2 separate regions of the Homo sapiens genome follow, and region 2 is linked to region 1. A link is a loop called in an ENCODE intact Hi-C map of the cell type or tissue named here. Cell type or tissue: mammary epithelial cell. All regions are shown on one strand. Each heading gives the region's core, and the rest is flanking DNA. Links, peaks and the distances in the headings are about the cores only.

The links. Hi-C counts contacts between places; a loop is a spot of excess contacts. Peaks named below come from ENCODE experiments on the same cell type or tissue, not always from the same donor. Only the 100,000 strongest peaks of a DNase experiment are listed, where the experiment ranks them.
Region 2: a loop joins it to region 1, with 7 times the contacts of the local background. A loop is called at or near these places in 1 of 110 quality-filtered maps.

The regions. Positions count from the first base shown.
Region 1 is chr12:67,065,868-67,068,786 of GRCh38, reverse strand. It overlaps a transcript of GRIP1 not described here. Among named protein-coding and RNA genes, the nearest start is that of CAND1, 200 kb to the left of the region's middle. RefSeq lists enhancers at 396-900, 901-1,407. In mammary epithelial cell, for the core only: CTCF peaks have their summits at 295 and 1,110 (motif pointing right); a DNase peak (open chromatin) is centred at 1,116; H3K4me3 peaks cover 1,455 bases; H3K27ac peaks cover 1,054 bases.
Region 2 is chr12:67,160,065-67,162,983 of GRCh38, reverse strand. No RefSeq gene overlaps it. Among named protein-coding and RNA genes, the nearest start is that of CAND1, 110 kb to the left of the region's middle. In mammary epithelial cell, for the core only: a CTCF peak has its summit at 1,462 (motif pointing left); no DNase peak of the experiment used is centred there.

The sequences.
Region 1 (2,919 bases), core at 154-2,653:
TTTCTGGCGAGGATGTAGGGGAAACTCCAGCTTCTGCAGGGCCCGCTCGCACGTGGAGCTCCGAGCGGCCGTCTGTGGGGTGGGTGCTGGGGGGTGATGGTGGGCATGGAGGGGGGTTCCTGCAGTGCTTTAAGTGACTTTTCAAACTTTCCTCCACCTCCCGCGGCCACCCTCGCGTTGTCCCCGCCTCTGGCTGGGCTGCGACGGCATTGCCAACCCAAAGTTGCTGGAGATTCATAAAGAAGGAAGAGGAGAAGGAAGAGCGTAGGGGAGGCAAGGGGGCGCTGCCGCAGGTCTCTAGAAGGGGAGAGGAGGGGAAAGATTGTCCCCTCGATCAGGGTCTGGGGCTGGGAGTGACTGCTTGGAGATGAGTTATGCCCCAGCGCAGTCCCCGCTGTCAGTTTAATACCGCAGGACTGCGGGCTTTTCTTAATTACTGTCTATTTTCTTTGCAAAAGGCGGCTCTCTGCCTGGTGCCTTGCAGCCCTTTTGTGCTTCAGCTTGACAAGTGTGCTGGACACTTTGCTTTTAAGTAACTTGCGGAGAGGAAAGTTGAAGGCCTTTTGCACCTTCAAGGCTTAGTTCTGTTGAGGTCATTTCATGGTGTTTGGATGGTGCAGAGGTTGGCCAGGGAGTTCAGCTTGGTAACCTGGATATGATGTACTGAGTGCACCAGAATTTCCTATACAGGCCCCATGGGGCTAGAGGGATGTGCACGGTGGCTCTGCTAGCATCCAGAGGAACGCTGGCTGGCAAGGTCCACCAGGGTTTATCCCTTTGCTTCTTCTATCCTGTCCTGTCCTGTCTTCGAGGAAGGTGCTTTGGAACCGGATAGGTTTCAGGATGCAGGGGCTCCATGGGCTGTGGGAAACAGCCGGTGCTGAGGTTAAGCGGCGCAGCGTGGGTAGGTGGGCGAGGAAAGCCAGAGGAGGCCGGCCAGTCTGGTGTGTGGAGAAGGCAGTGTTGTCAAGGGGGCTTAATGCAGCAGTTTGGTGAGCTGGTATGGACGGTGGCTTGGTTATTGGGCATGTTAAAAGTTTCAAGCTTTTGAATAACACTTACTACTGAAGAACCAATGTACAATTTCCAGTTTTTCTCTAGGTGGCACAACCTGTCTTTGGTTTGTATCCTGTTTAATGACTCAGGGAATTCATCCCTTTTTAAGCACCTCCTTATTAGATATGTGCATTCATTTTCCAGCACACTTTCTGGCAGGTGACCTTACGTCTACCCATTCAAAAGGCACCCCTGCTTTAGGAATGCTTCTGCTTCTCCCTTTAGTAAATCATATCTTTAAAGTTGCAAATAGCAGTACCAATAATTTATAACCAGGTAAAAGCACTACATGAAAGCATTCTGTCAAGCATGGAGTGACTGTCCTATCAACTAAATGTCACAATGTACTTGGCATTAAATGTATCAGTTTGCTTAAAAAAAAAATCACCATGCTTCCGACAAGTTTTATCAGAATGCTGAAGTGGGTAGATTTTTGGATTGTCACGAAATGTACTTGTATGTCTTTTGGAAATATATGGTAACATTGAAAGATGATTGTCTAATCTGCTTGGTGGAGATAAGACTGAAATTCCTCCAGAGCATAAAAATCTGAGTAAGAAATTGAGTGTTCTGCCTTATCTCCCCCAATAGGAGAAAACAAAAAATGTTTGTTACTTTTTGCCTTTTTTCACTTTAAAGGTTTCTTCTTTCTCACTTTAATTAAGAGATGCTTTTCTAAATAATTAGTATATATTTTTGTTTGGTTGTAGCATTTCTTTTTGAAGTCCTGCTTCTTTTGGAATGGACAAATATATGGTTTTGTTTCTTTCACAATTTCCTGTCTAACTGGTGTTTGTGTTTCAGTTTGTGTGTGTGTGTATATATATATATATATATATATAAATATATATTTAAACTGAGCTGCCTATGTGACTTGTAATGCATATATCAGAGGACATTGCTTGAGCTTGGCTTATCCTTTTGGATGAATTTCAGTGTAAAGAGATGAGAGATGTTTTCTATTTGTATTTCAGGTCAAATTGTGTTAAGCTTTTCCCTTGACCCTTGAAATTCTAAGTGATTCAAATAACGTTGAATTGGATTCTTTTAAATATAAACAAAAAGATTAAACTGTCAGGTTGGTCAGGAAAATAATGAACATGGAACAAATACATTTTAAATTTTGTCTTGGATTAACATTAACCAAAAGGTCAATTTCGAATATCTTACTATTAAATTCTAAGGTTGGTTGTGCTCATCTAAACCACTGCGCTTTCCACATTCCCCACAACCCCAATCTACATGTAAACATTCTAAAACCCATTATGGAGATTACTCTAGCATAACATTTTTTTCATGTAGATTTTATTTAGTAAAATCTCTTCTTGAGATGTAACGCAAATTAATACAAGATGCTAGCTTCTTTGAGGACCGCATATTTGAAGGAGTATGTATCTTAGCCTTATTCCTAAAAAAGAAGAAAAACATGCCAATCTCAATTCAAAGATTGAGGGAACATGCTTTTGTGTTATTGCCGCATACAAAAAGAGGCTTGGTTGTTCTATGTAATTTCATGTCGTATCTACACACCATTCATTACTCGGGTTCATCTCGAAGGCCTGTGTCAAGATGAAGCTATTGCTATGGCATGCAATGCTGAGCAGAGAAACTGTAACATATGGGTTGTTGCAGTAAATGCAGTCACTTCCAAAATGACATGTTAAGACTCACCCATGTACGCTAACATACTATTAAAATTCAGAACACATTTCTCCATCCTACCCACTACCCCTGACTTTCTGCCTGATCTGCTAAACCCAATCCATTTAGAAGCCACTTAATACACTTTGGGGTAAATGTTTTAGGAGAAGAGAAATGTTTCTGAAAACTGTCCTGTTTGATATCTCTTCCAATCAAATTAAA
Region 2 (2,919 bases), core at 107-2,606, 94 kb before region 1:
ACACAGTGACGATATTGGCTTTCTGGCACCATGCGCCTCCACTCTGGCTCTGTCCAACACTCTACCCCTGCTTCCCATATCCATGTTGAATCCCTTGGAAAAAGGAGATGTTTTTGTTTCAATTGATTTAAGACTGGCTCCCTCCTACCTTCAGGTAAAGACTGATAAATTCAGGGACATCATGTAGTTTCATGGATCATGCCCTTGTTCAGGCAACTTGGGTGCACACTTGACCTAGTGCCACTACTGTACAAATGAATAACCACCCTCTGCTGGGCTTTATATTAGAAAGCTTGTCAAGATATCAAGAGACTAATGGAGTTCTTTATTCATGACCTTTATTCATTCTCCTCAGCCTTTTCCACTTAAAAGTGTTAGCCACTTGAGGGCAGAGACTTCAGCTTGTTTTTTCTTAGCTTCTAGAAAAGAGCCTGTCACATAAATATTTGTAAAATAAGTCACTGAAGAGCCATGTATCCCATATCCTCTCTCCAAGAAATTCTGCCACCAGCACTGCTTAGACTTTCTTCAAGTCTCCACTTTACCCCTCTCCTATTCACTAAAGCCTATGTAAATTTGCAACAAAGAGGAAGGGGACCTTCTTCTCTGTAGTGAAATAAAGTAGTCAGCTGAACTCACCTGATTTAGCACCTGGGTCTTAGCAGACATAGTCACTCTTATTGCTCAGAACCAAGGCCTTCTGCAAGTTCAAAGGGACTACCACGTTGTGGTAGTAGTTCCTCCAGCCCTCTACAACCTCCCACAGCACCTTAGGGTTCCGTGAAAATTGCTGTGGTCTAACATGCTTACCATTCAAGATAACTAGATACTCTCACTAATCCCTATTACGGACCAGTTCCTTAAAATTTGGGCTTGATGAAATAAGACTTTCAGAAAATCTACAACGTTGGGCAAAACAAAAAGGGTAATAAGTAACAATGGCTTCAGAGAACCATCTCAACCAGTTCAAGTATTTAATGATAATTTTCAGATTGTCCAATATCTCTGTCATCTTCTAATGAGTTATAAATGGGATGTTCCATGACTTGATAACTTTCTAGATGGGAACTTTTCTTTTTCTTTTTTTTTTTTCCATTTTTTGAGACAGGGTCTTGCACTGTCACCCAGACTGGAGTGCAGTGGTGCAGCCATGGCTCCCTGCAGTCTTTTGCTCCCAGGCTCAAGCTATCCTTGCACCACAGTCTCCTGCGTAGCAGCTGGTACTACAGGTGCATGCCAGCGCATCTGGTTAATTTCTTAATTTTGGTAGAGACGGCAGGGGGTTGGCTCATGTTGCTCAGGCTGGTCTCAAACCCCTGGGCTTAAGCAATCCTCCTACCTCAGCCTCCCAAAATGCTGAGATTACAGGCATAAACCACCATGCCAGGCCGGAAAGGTTTCCTTATGCATATGACCTCCAATAAGCTCATGGTTCATGGACTGCTTATTGTAGTGCCACCTCCTGGCCAAATCTGAGAATGTGGAAGACAATCCAATGATGTCAAAGAAAGTGACCACAATTTTAATGTGAAAGTGCTCTACAAAATCAAGAACTCCAAGTTATTCCAAAACTGTTCTAGTTACAGGTGGTTTCTGGGGTTTTCTGGTCATTTATCTTTTATTTCCGTAACCCAGTGATTCTCAAAGTGTATTCCGCAGACCAGCATCATTATCTAGGAGCTTGTTAGAAAATCACATTTTGGGGCCTCACCACAAACCTACTGAATCAGAAATCCTGGTGGCAGGGGACAGTAATCTGAGCTTTTAAAGCCCTCCATGTGATTCTTATACATGCTCAAGTTTGAGAGCCAGTGTTATAACCAGACTATTCTTGAAATCTTTATGTGGAAAAAGGGTTTTCCTGGCACACAGACATCACAGTTATTGAAAATCTCATTCATCTCAGCTCCAAACCCTACCTACTCAGACCCAACCTGGTTCTTCATTAACCTTGATGATACCTCAAACATCATTGTAGGAAAGCATATTCTTTGAGAAGCACGCCCAAGTTTGGGTAGGCTTTGTTTCTTATTATTTTTCTAGAAGGCAATCACAGCCCAGGCCAATTACTCTATATGAGAACAAGTGGTATTAGGCATCACAGCCACATTTGAAACATGTGGTGATCTTCCTAAGTGACCCTGCATGGTGCTCCTAGGCAACCACGAATAGCCGAGGGAAATCTACAGACTCAGTTCATGGCAGCTGAAATGGACCACTTAAGCTAATACATGTATTACATGCTGGACAAAGACCTGCATGACCTTCCTCTGAAAACCAGAATGTCAGGGGACAGAAGAAACCTGCAACCCCAGGAAATCCTCTGACACAAGCGTAGCTAGGGAAGATGATATGCAATGGCAGCAGCAGAAATCCAGTTCTACACAGGGATAGTCATTGAGTCACGGAGTGTTGATGAGCTCTACAGCCAGACCAAATAGGCCTAAGGCATAAAAACCATTTCAGTGGCCACTCATTTGATTTGAAATCCTCCAGCACAGCCCTCTCTGCCATATCCATCATAGGTCAAGGAACCACTGAACTTGCTCACCAATGCAAATGTGTCTGCAACATCATCACCCTTCATTTTTAGCCTTAGTTTTTTTCCCCAGCCACAACTGCATCTCATAGGTGAGAACCCCTCTTTCAGCAATGACACATTTATTTTTCTGCCTTACCTCTGCGATTCCTGGTCCAACACAACACCAACCATGTTATTTTGTCCACATTCTATCTCTTGGTGCTTAATTACCTGAACCACATCTATGGACCTTTGTTTACAGTCTTAGTACTAATTTATTTTTCAAATATTGATTGAATACCTAGAACGTATCAGGCATTGAGAATACATCAATAAATAAAGGTAATTCTCCCTGCTTACTGCCCCATCCCAGTTTTGAGCCCATTTATTGAGCATTT